Regions from separate parts of the Homo sapiens genome. Here region 1 is linked to region 2. Evidence: chromatin loops called from intact Hi-C (ENCODE). Cell type or tissue: PC-3. All regions are shown on one strand.

Evidence for each region. Hi-C counts contacts between places; a loop is a spot of excess contacts. Peaks named below come from ENCODE experiments on the same cell type or tissue, not always from the same donor. Only the 100,000 strongest peaks of a DNase experiment are listed, where the experiment ranks them.
Region 1: it touches region 2 in a loop (17-fold over the local background); 2 of 110 quality-filtered maps call a loop at or near these places.

The regions. Positions count from the first base shown.
Region 1 is chr7:119,266,220-119,274,219 of GRCh38, reverse strand. No RefSeq gene overlaps it. Among named protein-coding and RNA genes, the nearest start is that of LINC02476, 640 kb to the left of the region's middle. In PC-3, a CTCF peak has its summit at 4,082 (motif pointing left); DNase peaks (open chromatin) are centred at 3,359 and 4,069; H3K27ac peaks cover 1,210 bases.
Region 2 is chr7:120,086,686-120,094,685 of GRCh38, reverse strand. No RefSeq gene overlaps it. Among named protein-coding and RNA genes, the nearest start is that of KCND2, 180 kb to the left of the region's middle. In PC-3, a CTCF peak has its summit at 4,562; a DNase peak (open chromatin) is centred at 4,535.

The DNA.
Region 1 (8,000 bases), 820 kb after region 2:
GTTTCTGGGGAAAAAGATGAAATTTTATAGCCAAATAAAATGGCAGAATAAAGAGAAAGTATATTGAAGATAGATTAATATTAAGGATCCAAGTAAATAGCAAACAGGAAAAATATAAAAAATAAAGACCTGTTAGATTATAGCAAATGGTCCTTGGACATTGCATAATTAGGGTATCACAAAGAAAACAGTTTTAAAAAATGGAGCAAAAACAAGGTGAAGATACTATTCTCTACATGTTTTCCAAATTTGGCAAGATATGGAAATTTCTAAATCCAAGATATTGAGCAAATACCAACCATAATAAACAGAAGGAAGCGCAAGCTCAGGAACATCATATTCAGACTGCTGAATGCCAGAGATAAAGAACAAATATTGAAAGTGACAAATGAAAAATGACATGTTAGATATACAGGAACAACAATCTGCTTAATTGCTAACTTTTCATCAAAATTCATGAAGAAGGGAAGAGAGTGGAACATCTCCAGCTTTCTTTTTTTTTTAAAAAAAAAATCTGTAATTAAAGAATCCTATATTCACCTAAAATATCATTCAAGAAAGAGGATTTCTTATAGATATTTTCAGATAAAAGTAAGAGAATCAATTTTCATCAGACCTGAACTGTAGGAAACAATGCAGGAAGGCATCTAAGAAAAGAAGAAAAAAATGTGTGAAATGGAAACCACTCCTCAGAAAAGAAAGAAGAGTTTTACAATAAAAAATATCTGAGTAAATGGAAAATAATATGTTTGACTTTCTTCTCTATTAATAATATCTTAGTTCCTGATAAGCATATGCTGTTAAAAAAAAGTAACACTATCTTATGATGTTTATAATATACGTAGGAGAAATAGATGGAAAAATGTATAAAGCTTTCTAAGTAATTCAATCAGAAAAGAGGTTTTCTATAAATTGTATGGAATAACTGAATAGAAAATAATCAACAATGAGTCTCTTCAAACCATATACAAAAATCTAACTCAAAGTTTCTTTTACCTAAATGTAAAAACTAAAACTATCAAAATTCCAGGAGAAAATAGGAATAAATATTTGTGATATTTGGTGAAGCAAAGTTATTTTTACTTTAAAACTAGGCAACATAAATCCTATGTATAGAGAGAAAAAAAAGGTAAAATAGACCTTAGGTTTATAATCTTTCGTCCTTCAAAAGGCATATTTACAAAAACCAAACAAATTGACCAGCTGCAGAGTGGGAGAAACTTTTTCACAAACATGTATCTTTTAATTGACTTGTATACAGACATCTAAGGAACTAATATTATTTAATAATAAAAGACAAACAACCCAATTAACACACACCAAAAAACCCAAAAGATTTGACCATTTTTCCAAAGAAGCTATGCAAATGGCCAATAATCACATGAAAAAAAGCCAACATCACTAGTTATCATATAATTGCAAATTCAAAAATCAAAATTATATGTCACTACATATTCACTACAATGGCTAGCATTAAAAAAAAATGGTATCAAGTACTGGCAAAGAAGTAGACCAAATTAAACTTCCAAATGCTGCTGATGGGAATACAAACTGGTACAGACACTTTGGAAACACTTTAGCAGTATCTTAATTTAAATATGAATTTAATATGCTACCTGGCATTTTTGCTTATTGGAAGTTATCCAAGACAAATGAAAACACAAATCCACCCAAATATGTACGAAAAATATTGTTAACTGCTTTATAGATCATATCCCCAAAGCTATAAATAACACAACGTTCCAACACTAGGAATGAATAAACACACTATTCTGTGTTCATCACAAAAATCATATGAGATAAATGTCATTTTCTCAGGTATGGGTTGCATTGTTTCCCAAATTCAAATGTTGAAGCCCTAATGCCCAATATATAATGATGTGGCTGTATTTGGAGATAGGGTCTTTGAAGAGGTAACTAAGTTAAAATGGGGTCATTAGCACGGGCCCTAATCCAATATGACTTGTGTCCTTTTCTTATGCAGAGGGTATTAGGACACAGACAACAGAGACAAATAAACCATATGGGGAAAAAAGGAAAGGTTGGCAATATAAAAGTCAAAGAGGGAGGCCTCAGAGAAAACTAAACCTGCTGACACCTTAATCTTGGATTTTTAGCCTCCAGATTTATGAGAAAATAAATTTCAGTTGTTTAAGCTACCCAGGCTGTGCTATTATGTTATGGCACTCTTAATAATATAATATACCCCCATTTGTAGTAGAACAAGTGGAATAAATATACAACAACCTCTCAAGTTGATGTGTTCAGAAACGTCTAATTTCACATTCAAATCCACATCTGAAATTTCAAAGATTATTTTTATTTTACTACACTGTACTGCTACCTTTCTTTGTCTCTTTCTTTCATAATAAATAGTACTATTAAAATTGTAGTTTTCCTTCAAGATGATAGATTTGAGGCTTTTAGCATGTCTCAGCTAATTGGAAATAGCGTGATAGTCCATAAAGATAAACTTTGTGAGCTTTAAGTCAAAAAGGAAAATGGGAATCCACTAGATTTTTGAAGGAAACCCCAGGTCATGGGGAGAAGAACATGGGTAAACAGCCTCCGTAAGTGTCTGGCCGAGTGAGTAAAGCCCAGGAGACAGGCAGAGACCCTCCGGCTGTGACTCACTTTTCCAGTGGGGATCCAAGCAACTCAGGCCAAGGGAGAGCATGTTGTTTCTTTCAAGCCCTGGAGCTAACTTGCAGAGAGGCTTGGAGACACTGTGAGGAAAAGGCACCTGGAAGAGCTGCAGACATTTTCTCAGACGCAGGATCAAGAGCAGTACACCATTTTTAATTCAGGCACATACACAATTACACATCTCTTGGTGACTCGGCAGCATGGCTGCTCAGTCATTTCAGTCTTGGGCCAGAGATTGGAGTGCTAATCTGGAGCAGGGTAGGGACTTACACAGCCAGACCTGTGGAAAGCGCATCGGGAAATGTAAGTGCTGAAATTGTGCTCTCCCCTGTCACAGGCCTGAGGCAGGAGAGCTGCTACAGTGGTAGTTTCTCCTGGGCAATGACACTTGTAGCCAGCGTCAGGTAGGCAACCTGCAACCAGTCTGTGTGTGCCACTGCAGGGCACCCCAGCCTGCTCTCCTGAGACAATGATGCAGCAGGGCCCTCTCTAGTCCACCTGCAAGCAGAAATCCAGGCACTTGGAGTAACTTCTTGCCTGGATCAGCAGTCTGAGATGCCCTACTTCTCGTGGAAACAGACTGTGGGACAGTCAGGACCTCGCCCGTCCACACCCAGGCATTCAGAGCAAATGTTTGCCTGGCTCAGCAGCCTGAGATGCCCCACCCTTCCTGGGCATAGATCGTTGTGTAGTGGGGCTCTCTCCACTCCACACCTAGGCAGATCTCCAGGCATTCAGAGAACCTACTTGCCTGGTTCAGCAACCTGAGTCACCACATTTCTCCTGTACAGAGATCCTGGTGCAGAGAAGTTCTCTACACTCCACACCCAGGAAGGTTTTCAGATATTCAGAACACACGTTCACCTGGTTCAGCAAGATGAGCTAACCCACCCTTCACGTGCAGAGATCTTGGTGCAGGAAGGCCTTCTCTGCTTCATGCCCAGGCAGATCTCCAAGAATTCGGAGCACTAGTTCACTTGGACCAGCAGCCTGAGTGGCCTACCTCTCCTGTGCAAAGATCTTGGTGCAGAGGGCCACTTAACATTTGACGCTCAGGAAGATCTCCAGGCACCCGAAACAATCTCAAAGATTAGTAGTTTAGGCTGCCCCATTCCTATGCAGAGACCCTGGGGCTGAGAAGGCTTCCCAGCTCTACTCTTAGACAATCCTCTGGGGGCTTAGTGGCTACTTTGGATTCTCCCTTGGTGTTGGTGATTTTGCCTGCCATCGGGGGACTTGTAGGCAGACCTGCCAGGTCTAGGCCCTCATCGTGGGCCTTGCCCTCCTAAGGATGAGAAGGGAACTCAGACCACTGTGCATTCCACGAAACAGCCCATTGCTTGAGGCAAAAGAGGGTTACTCACAGTAAACAAGAATAAAGTATATACCCATCTACAGCGACAAAGCCGGCTCTTACCTATATGCGCCATCTGCTGGCTGATGGGTCAAACTGCACAGCCCAATATAAAACCTACTGACGGAAGTGCACAGGGCTGCAGAAGCAAAGCCAAAATATTCTACTCAGCATTCTCTACAGTCACACCCCATAGGGAGGGATGGAAAGGGAAAGGGAAAAAATATATACAGAGATATTAGTACAGGGGGAAAAGTAAAAAAAGATTCTACCAGTATGATAATAATTACATATTTAGGAAGGAACCAGTGCAATAATACTGGCACCATGTAAAATCCAAATGCAACAACGTCATCAAAGAAGGGCATTAGTTATCCAGCAATGGTCCCTAACCAACATGGAAACTCATAAATAACAGAAAAGAATTCAAAGCATAGATTGCAAAAAAGCTCAATGAGATCCAAGAAAAGTTTGAAAATCAACACAAAGAAACTTCTAAAGAAATCCAGAAAATGAAGAAAAAGATAAAAATCTTAAAATCACCAGAGATTTTTAAATTGAGAAACTTAAAAAATTTCAAAACACACTTGAAAGCTTTAACAACAGATTGGATCAGGCAGAAGAAATAACTTCAGAGCTTGAACACCAGAGTTTCAAACTAACACAGATAAAAATAAACAAAAAATTCAACAGAATCTTAGAGGAATATAGGATTATGTAATGTGGCTAAATCTACAAATTACTGGCATACCTGTGAGAGAAGGGAAAAAATAAACAACCAAGAAAACTGGATATTTGAGGAAAGAATTCAAGATAATTGATGGGATAATTCATGAAAATTTCCCTAATCTTGCTAGAGAGATAGACATCCAGATAGAAAAAAATCCACAGAACACTTGCAAGAAACTATACAAAGTAAACATCACCAAGGCATATAGTCACCAAGGTCAACATTCAAGAAAAATTTTTCAATGCAGCTAGAGAAAAAGACCAGATCACATACGGCAGGCTAATAGCAGGCTTCACAGCGGAAACGTTAGAAGCCAGAAAAGACTAGGGACCATTTATTAGCATTCTAAAGAAAAGAAATTGCAATCAAAAATTTAACATCCCACCAAACTAAGCTTCATCAGCAAAGGAGAAATAAAATCTTTTCCAGATAAGCAAGCACCAAGGCAATCCATTACCACAAGATCAGCCTTATAAGAGATCCTTATGGGAGTTTTAAACATAGAAGCAAATGAACAATACCTGCTACCACCAAAAACACACTTAAATGCATAGTCCACCACAGTACCTATATAGTAACCACAAAATAGAAACTACAAAGCAACTAGCTAACGACTTCACAATAGGATCAAAACTTCACATATTAATGTTAACTTTGAAGGTAAATGGTCTAAACTCCCCATTTGAAAGGTATAGACTGGCAAGTTGGATTAAAATAACAAGACTCGTTCTGTGCTGTCTTCAAGAGAACCAACTCATATGTAAGGACAATCCTGGGCTCAAAGTAAAGAATTATAGAAAAATGCAGATGTCTATCTTCTTATAGTAGATACAACATACTTTAAGATAACAACAGTAAAAAATGACAAAAAAGTGCATTACATAAAGATAAAGGGCTCAAATTCAACAAGAGGAATTAACTATCAAAAATATACATACACTCAACATGAGAGTACCTAGATTCATAAAACAAGTACTTCTAGACCCAAGAAAAGAATTAGCAAGTCACACAGTAATAGCACAGGATTTCAGCACTGACAGCATTAGATAGATCTAGCAATAAATTAACAAATAATTTCTGGACATAAATTAGACACTTGACCAACTGTACCTAATAGACATCTGCAGAACACTCTATCCACCAACCACAGAATATACATTCTTCTCATCTGCACACAGAAAATACTCCAAAACTAACCACATACTCATAAAGCAAGTCTCAATAAATTCAAAAAAATCAAAATCATACCAACCATACTCTTGGACTAAGGTGAAATAAAATTAGAAATTAATATCAAGAAGATCTCTCAAAACCACACAGTTACATGGAAATTAAACGAGTTGGTCCTGAATGACTTTTGGGTAAACCACAAAATTAAGGCAAGAATCAAAAACTTATCTGAAATGAATAACAAAGACACAACATACCAAAATCCCTGGGATACAGCAAAAGCAGACTTGAGAAGAAAGTTTAAAGCACTAAATGAATACCTCAAAAATTTAGAAAAATATCATATTAACAATCAATTATCACACCTGGAGGGGCTAGAAAAGAAAGAACAAAAGGACCCCAAAGCAAACAGAAGAAAATAAATTGCTAAAATTATAGCAGAAATGAACTAAATTGAGACCAAAAATCCATACAAAGAATCAAGGTTACCAAAAGTTGGGTCTTTGAAAAAATAAACAAGATTAATTGATCACCTACTGGAATAATAAAGAAAAAAAGGAAAAAAAAGATCCAAATAAGCAGAAATAACAAAGATGACATTATAACTGATCACACAGAAATACAAAAGGTGCTCAGAGACAATTAGGTACACCAACTAGAAAATCTAGAGGAAATGGACATATTCCTGTTATATGGCCTGGGTCTGTTTAACCACCCAAATCTCATCTCAAATTGTAATCCCCATGTGTTGAGAAAGGGACTTGGTGGGAGGTGATTGCATAACGGGAGCAGTTTCTGCCATGCTGTTCTCATGATAGTGAGTGAGTTCTCATGAGAGCTGATGGTTTTAAAATGTGACAGTTCACCCCTCACACTCTCTCTTTCTCCTGCCACCTTGTGAAGAAGGTGGTTGCTTCTCCTTTGCTTTCCAGCATGATTGTTAAGTTTCCAGAGTTTTCTCCCCAACCATATGGAACTGTGAGTCAATTAAACCTCCTTTATTTATAAATTATCCAGTCTCTGATATTTATTTATAGCAGTGTGAGAATAGGCTAATACAGACAATTGGTACCAGAAGTGGAGGTATTGCTATAAAGAGACCTGAAAATGTAGAAGCCACTTCGGAAGTAGCTAACTGGCAAAGGTTGAACCGTTTGGAGGGATTAGAAAAAGACAGGAAGAGGTGGGAAAGTCTGGAACTTCCTACAGTCTTGTTGAATGGTTTTGCCCAAAATGCTGATAGTGATATGGACAATGAAGTCCAGGCTGAAATGGTCTCAGATGGATATTGAGAAATTATTGGGAACTGCAGCAAAGGTCACTCTTGCTATGCCTTAGCAAACAGACTGGCAGCATTTTGCCCCTGCCCTAGAGATCTGTGGAACTTTGAACCTGAGAGAGATTATTTGGGTATCTGGCAAAGGAAATATCTAAGCAGCAAAGCATTCAAGAGGTGACCTGGCTTTTTCTGAAAACATGCATTTATATGCATTCACCAAGAGACGGTTTGAATTTGGAGCTTATGTTTAAAAGAGAAGCAGATATAAAGGTTTGGAAAATTTACAGCCTGACCATGTGGTAGAAGAAAAACAATTCTGGAGGAAGAAATTCAAGCTGGCTGCAGAAATTTGTGTAAGTATTGAGAAGCCAAATGTTAATTGCTGAGACAATGGGAAAAATGTATTCAGGGCATCTCCAGAGATCTTTACAGCAGCCCCTCTCATCACGGGCCTGGAAGCCTAGGAGGGAAAAATGGTTTCATGGGCCAAACCCAGGACCCTACTGCTCTTTGCAGCCTCAGGACATGGCACCCTATGTCCCAGCCACTCTATCTCCAGCCATGGCTAAAAGGTGACAAGGTACATATTGGGCCTTTGCTTCAGATGGTGCAAGCCCCAAGCCTTTGTGGCTTCCCCATCGTGTTGGGCCTGAGGGTATGCAGAAGACAAGTGTTGAGGTTTGGGGACCTCTGCCTAGATTTCAGAGGATGTATGAAAATGCCTGGATGTCTAGGCAGAAGTCTGATGCAGGAATGGAGTCCTTATGGAGAACTTCTACTAGGGCAATGCAGAGGGGAAATGTGGGGTTGGAGCTACAAAA
Region 2 (8,000 bases):
TTGTATGGAGCAAATAAAAGTCAGTCAGTTTAAACCATGAAGTAATAGGTTGACTTTTGGAATGATAAAAGACTTAGATTATTCTTTCCTCATTGTCTGCATTATCATTAATAGATAATTTAAAATTATGCATTCAAATATTAATTCTAGCCACCTTTCAAGTGTGTGCAGAAACTTTTGATTACTTCGAAAAGTCATCTAGATTTGATTTCTCAAAGTACCTTGCTACCTTGTCCATCATATCTAGAGGAAATTTTCTATTTTGTCAAACACACACACACACACACACACACACACACACACACACACCCGAATGTCTAGAATCTAGAAGCTAAACATCATGAATTTCTTTCTTTGTTTCTGTTTATGAAATTTGTAGCTGGCAATGAAATGCATGAGATTAGATATTACATAAAATTATAATTCAGAAGAAAAATATATATACTATATTAAAAATAATAGAAGGCTTATGCTGACAGGAACATATTTATGGATGTATTTAAACAGTGAAACTATGTCTACTTTAACTCGACAAAACTGAGGGATTGTTATCTAACGCATTAGAAATTTTGATTGATTTTGCCCTTTTTCTTAATAGACTTTTACAGTAGTAGACAAAGGAAGAAATAAAGTACCCAGATAATCGATCTGTATCATATTGGAAAGGTCAAAATAGAATGGTACATTACTACTGTCAGAAATATATAAAACATTAACATTCCTGTACCAAAGTCTCATCACATAAATCGTATTGGGGACTGATGAAGACACAGTATCTGTCCATTCTCATGACCAAAATAGCTATTAAACTGGAAATAGAACTGCATAAATCTAATCTTAGGAGAGATGCTGACTGAAGAAAATACACTGAATTCATTCTTTGTTTTTATGGGATCTTGTGTTCTCACTCAAGCAATCGTGTAAGTACTCAGATGATTTCCTGCAAGAAACACTCAAATCAACATATATGTACCCATGACTTACAAAATAACATCTTTGTTAGAAACAGACCAAGGCATGAAGAAAAACCAAATAATAATAAATTTAATAGATTATATATAGAACATAAAAATAAATAAGAGCAACTAAGAATTACATTTTGCTTATGGTTAAATTGATGCTGTATAGGAACTTGAAGGAAATTTGTACATATATGTGAAGAGCTTCACATTTAATTTATTAAAGTATTTTTGAACATTCCTTATATCTATGATAGCTATGTAATTGTGTTATTTATAAATAATTGTGAAAAGTGTTTCTTATTAAATTGTATATTAACAAAAAGTAAAGTTTGTATTTTATTTTGTGGGATTCAAAAAATTGCAGTGTGTGCACAAGTTGTGTATACATTTGAACACATACCAAATCATGAGTTGTATTCATTATTTAATATGCTAATGGGATAAAACTTGTTGCTTAACAGGGCATTTTTAACAGAGAGATGAATTCTAAGAAGCATTACAAATTTGAGTCACTTCTTAGCTTTGAAGAGAACTTGTGTTCTTCTTCTGCCTCCTGGCAGTTCAGCTTAAGTTGAAATTTTTGTAGCAAACCTCTTATCACAACTCCTACATCTGAGGGAAGTCAGTAATGATACTTGCACTGGAGCCTTCATTGTGATTTTAAAATACCCTTACTTTGGGGGAAAAATCCACATTATATATTACACACAGCATAATTGCCAAAACCAAAATATTTATGGGAATGAACTTTCAGGTAAGTTTTTATATTGGAAAAAAATATTATATTGTAAACCTGACATTAAAAATCAAATGTAAATCAATAAATATTTGCATGTGCATTAAGTACAACATAGCTTGTTTTAAAATACGTAGCTAATAAATAATAGCAAACACTCCCAAGGAGTTTATAATCCAGCATAAACTGATTATAAAATAAAATAAAATGAATACATATAATGCAGATAATAAAAGTTAAAATGCCATAAATACTACAAAAGACATTTAAAAATGCAGTGAGGAAGATTAGAGAAAAAATAGATTAATATGGATAAAATACCAGGAAGAGCTTCATGGAGGGAGTGATAGAGTTTAACAAGCAGAAATTTCAGAGGGAAAAACTTGGGGTGGATACTTCAAATAAGGAAATAAAAGAAGAAGCGAGCAAAAAGGGGAGGTGTGGAGTGTATGGAGAAGTTTTGAGCAATAGCGGTTTATTAGAAAGAAAATAGCTTACGTACCTAAAGAAGTACTGGGATATGCAGGCTGAAAATATGATGGGCATATTGCAAATAACCTGAACGTCAAGTTGAATAGGTTAAATCTAATCTTAGGGGAGGCTGAGGCACGAGAATCACTTGAATCCGGGAGGGAGAGGTTGCAGTGAGCCGAGATTGCGCCACTGCACTCCAACCTGGCAGCAGAGTGAGACTACATCTCAAAAAAAAAAAAAAAAAAAAAAAAAAAGGTTAGATTTCACTTAAAAGGAAAGACAGCAACAGAAAGTTTTTTTAGTAAGTATATGAGCAAGAAAGTTTAATTTTGTGTATTAGGGTTCTCCAGAGAAACAGAACCAATAGGATCTATTTAGATGTAGATCTAGATGTATGGATTTATTGTAGAAATTGGCTCGTGAATTTATGGAAGTCGAGAAGTCCCATTGTCTGCAGTCTTCAACCTGGAGAACCAGGAAACCTGGCAGCATAATTCAGGCTGAGCTGAAGGGCTGAGAACCTAGGGCAAGGCGTGGCAATGGTGTAAGTCCTGAGTACAAAGTCTAAGAACCAGGAGCACTGGTGTGTGAGGGCAGAAGAAGATGGATGTCACAGCTGAAATAGAGTGAATTTGTCCTTTCTCTGTATTTTTGTTCTATTCTGACCTTCACTGGATTGGATGATGTCAATTCACTTGGATGAAAATGATCTTCTATACTTAGTGTACTGATTCAAATCCTAATGTCTTTCAGAAACACCTTCACAGACACAACTAGAAAGACTATCTGGGCATTTCTTAGCCCAGTCGGGATGGCATACAAAGTCAATCATCACATTTTGAAAAGTATACAGAATGAATCATGTGAGCCACCTTTCCAACTCATTTATTTTTCAAAGGTCTTTATGTGGATTAAAAAATAATCCTATCATTCAGTGGCACTAACTCCTAAATTTGAGACCATCATTTTAGTTTATACAAGCACCTTACTTAAATTTATTTTTAGTTTGGTATATTGTTTGACACTCATATAGGAAGAAAAAAATGTTTTCAAAATGGTCAAAAGAATAAAGTGTATAGAGATTATTAAATTAATTTGAAGAGTGTTATAATTCTCTAATCAAGTAAAATTAAGTGTGAAATAGGATAGGGTAGTGGTAATGAATATAAAGAATTACATTTAAGGAAAAAAGAGAAATGATCATAGTTAATCCTAGTGTTTTGATCTGTAGGACATAAAAGAATGGAGAATAAGCGAATTGTATACAAATGGTAAGAGAAAGCAGCTTGAGGTGAGTGGGGCCACTGGTGTTGAGAAACGTGTTGAATTTCACCTGTGAAAGACAGTTGAAGTTAGGCAGAATAAAGTCACAGTCATGGGAGAGGATCTCTGGGAAGAGATAATAGCTGGAAGCGAGGTTGGCAATTATCAACAGCACAGACATGATTAAAACAATGGAACGAAATATCAACAAAAGAATAAAGATTATAAAGATAAGACAAATAGAAGGATAATTTGGGAAGACCCTGTTTAAATGAAAGGAGGAAGGCAAAATACACAAAGTAGTTACAATAAAGAACAAAGATATTTGGAATGATGATGGTAATTCAGGCAATATTGCTGCTCACGAAGATGGAAATTATAGTAGGCCATTTAACTTCTACTATGTGCTAATAATCACTGTGCTAGTTGCATTTAATGCTTTTCAGATTTAGTCTTCAGAACATAACTGTGATGTCTGTATTATTTATTTATCCATTATTTTTAAATATAAAAAAGTGATGCTCAGAGAGATTTTTTTTTAAAAAAAGGGGGCAGCCCTAGGATTTTTTAAACTTGAGATTCCTAGATGTTAACCTTAATAAATATTTCCTCAGATATTAAAAAATCAAGAAAAGAGATCAATTCAAGAAGGGTGAAATCTACTTTGGCTATTAAACAATCTGTCAACTGTAGGTAAAGGATATAGGCTTTCTGATTTTATGAATTAGATAGGCAATGAAAGAAATAAAAGTGGGGCAAAGACTTTTGTTTCTAACTAAGATGTAGTAACAGAGACAGAATTATCCACTCGATCGGGAAAAAATAAAAATCAGAAAAAAATACATGAAATAATGGTTTTCACTATGTCAGACACCAGGCAATGAAGGATAGTGATGCTTGAGATGTAGAAAATAAATAAGGTAAGCCCCTTTACTGCCCAGGCTATTTCCTGGAGATAATTTACAGGCCATAGTGCAGGGAGAAGAAACTCAGGAAGAGTCCTGTGCACTGCAATGGAGCTGAGATTTCAGGGCCGGGGGAAAGGAGGCTGGAGTTCACGGGGCGGAGAACTGGATGGGAGAGGACTTCACAGAATGCAAGGACCATGGAACCGCAGGGTGTCAGCCTTGAGTCTTCAGCTAAATGCCCAGTACATGAATGTGAAAAAATGACTTGAGGCCAGCACAGAACTCTCCAAAAGGATTGGTTGAAATAAATTCTAAGATTCACAGAGGGGCAGGGATATTTCTCATTCCTTTATTAAACAGGGTGGAATTTCTTCTATATGTTAATTACTATGGTGGTTCACATATATCCACATATTTCTTTTCTTTCTTTTTTTTTTTTTTTTTGAGATGGAGTTTCACTCTTGTTGCCCAGGCTGGAGTGCAATGGTGCGATCTTGTCTGATTGCAACCTCTGCCTCCCAGGTTCAAGCGATTCTCCTGCCTCAGCCTCCCTAGTAGCTGGGATTACAGGGGCCTGCCACCACGCCCGGCTAATTTTGTATTTTTAGTAGGGACGGGGTTTCTCCATGTTGGTCAGGCTGGTCTTGAACTCCCGACCTCAGGTGATCTGCCCGCCTTGGCCTCCCAAATTGCTGGGATTACAGGCATGAGCCACCGTGCCCGGCCATATATATCCACATATTTCTTGATGTTCCTCTTCCCAGGAAGGAGACTTTAATTCACAACCTCTTGAGTATGTGATTAGACTTAATGAGTCACTTCTAACAAATAAAGTATAGAAAAATAAAGATGCTTAACTTCACAGTAGATAAAACAGGCAGATACCACTTTAACCCAAGTGGTCAGGGGTTAATACCACTAGCAATGTCATTTTGATGCCTGTACAATTTGATGTGAGGTGATGTGATGTGATGATGTGATGTGATGTGATGTGATGTGATGTGATGTGATGTCGTGATGTGATGTCATGATGTGATGAGAAAGGCACTGTACCTTTATGATATTTTTCTCCAAAATCCATAGCCTCAATCTATTCATGAAAAAACATCAGGTAAACTCACACTGTGGAGCATTCTACAAAATGCCTGAGCAGTACTGTTTAGAAGTGTCAAGGTCCTGTGAAACAAGGAAAGACTAAGAAACTGGCAGAGATTGGAGGAGATTAAGCAGATGTGGCAAATAATACTCTGGACTGCTACTGGAACAGAACAAAGGAAATTGATGGTCACATGAATTCCAAATAAGGATTTTAGTTTGGCTAACAAAAAGAGGAGAAGGAGAATAAAGGAAGAAAGAAATAGGTAACCTGAATAGTTGCATATATAATAACAAATTATATTAAATGTAAAACATCCCAGAATAAATAAAACTTAAGGACCAGATGTCCTCACTGGTGAATTCTAGCAAGCACTTAAGGAGGATATAACATCTGTTCCACACAATCCCTTCCAGAAAATTGAAAAGGAGAAAATACTTCCCAACGAATTCTACAAGGCTAGTGTTACCCCAATATCAAAATCAGTACAACAATAAAACAAACAGAAATCCTAAAAGATATTACAAAGAAATGTAATTACTGACCAACATTTATATAACAAAATTTTAGCAAAGCAAATAGAAATACATATAGAAAGGATAACCCACATTACTAAATGGAATATCTTCCAGGAATTCCATTATTCAAACATTGAAAAATCAGTCAATATCTTTTCCTATATTAGACTACAGAGGACTAACCACAGAATCATCTCAAAAATGAATAAAATTATTTGACAATGTTTAAAATTCATTTCTAATTTTATAAAAAAAACTGTCAGCAAACATAGAAAATAACTTCCTCAACCTGATAAAATTATCTACAATTTATCTAGAATTAAATTTGTCTAGAGAAACAAAAATCTCTAGAAAGAAACAGAAGAAACCAAAGGTGTAGCTCAGTCTTTTTATAAATGATTCTGGAAAGTAACATGCCATCACTTCTACCACATTTTATTATTTCGAAGCTATCTCAGCCTACACTGAGGATAATGAATTTAAGATTCTCTTCTTGTAGGGAGAATCATGTAAATATTTATCCACATATTTTGAAAACCACAACTGCTAACCCTCTGGGCACAAATTATTTAATTCCACATTAACACACACACACACATGCACACACACAGGCACACACATGCACACATTAAATCGTACACTTAAATACATTCGTTTTATTATTTATCAAATTTAATAAAAATGTTTTTTAAGTAGCAAAAGGCAGAGGGATAAGAAACAAATTAAGACACGGAAACAATACTAATAAAGACATTTTTTACAAAGTGGCAACATGAGCAGTGTCATATGATGATGAAAGTTTACAGAATTTGAAGACAGAGAAATTCCTTTTGGAATTGTTGAAAACTTGATCAGTATATGTCATAGGGAATTTCTTTCAGAAAAGAAAAAGTTGAAAATATCCTCAGGTTAAAGCCAGCAATTAGTAATATATACCTTCCCTATTTGTTCAAATGGTTTGTTTTTTTTCCAGATCTTACTGTTTCCTTAATATTTAATTTCATTACCACCTCTTAAAATGTTTGATTTTAAAATAGCAGGTAGAAATAATATAACTTAACTTCTTAAATGACATGAAACTAATTAACTTTGAATAGGTATTTCCCATAATTCAACTTAGAAGAGTGAAAAAGGTGTAAAGTTCATATTAGAGCATCTATACTCTTCAATAAATGTGATTTTCAGTTCTAGAAAATGCAAATCAGATAAAATCTACCTTACAAGATTTACCAGTCTATATAAATAAATATATTGCACTATTAACTTCTCATGTTTGTCAGTGATGTCTTTCAGCCAAAATAGTTAATTGGATATCATAATTAAACATTAAGATAATTAATAATATGGCCAAATATGTTCATTTGTTGTTTAGTTTACATTTAGTGATTAAAGACAAACTTTACAAAGTATTCAGAGGATTTTGCAGATTAGTTCATTACAAACTACTAATGAAAACTATTTTCTGATGGGATTTGGGGATTTCGGAAGAGGCTCTTTTCTTATATTGGCAAAAACTGAATCACCTTACTAAATTTCAATTCACAGTTAAAAATTGCTTTTAGCCAGATCATCCCCATTCAATTATGTATGCTATACAAATGATTTTTACTAAATTATGTTATAACAATGATATAAATAATTTCATTTATTTTCTCAAGATTTTACCCACTCATTGTCATCTCTTTTCTGCCTGTGCTTTCACCAGCAATCTTTTGTCACATTCAGTGACTTTTTCATTCATCTTTTTATTTGATCTTTTGCAGCAACCGACATAGTAGACTATTTTCTTCAGCAGTCTGCTTACCTACTGAATATATGTCAATTCTGTTTTTAAAAACAAGCAAACATATTTGTAGTTGTTTTTCTCTTCCCTCTAAACAGTAGCTACTTTAGAATTATGTCTTGAGCTCACTTCTGTTTTCGATCTGTGGTCTCCTTAGGTTACTTTATCCATTTATCCTCATGAATACTAAATACACACCTCCTTTTTTTCTGGTATATTAGGTTTCATATCTTCCCCCGCCCCCGCCCCCACCCTGCCCG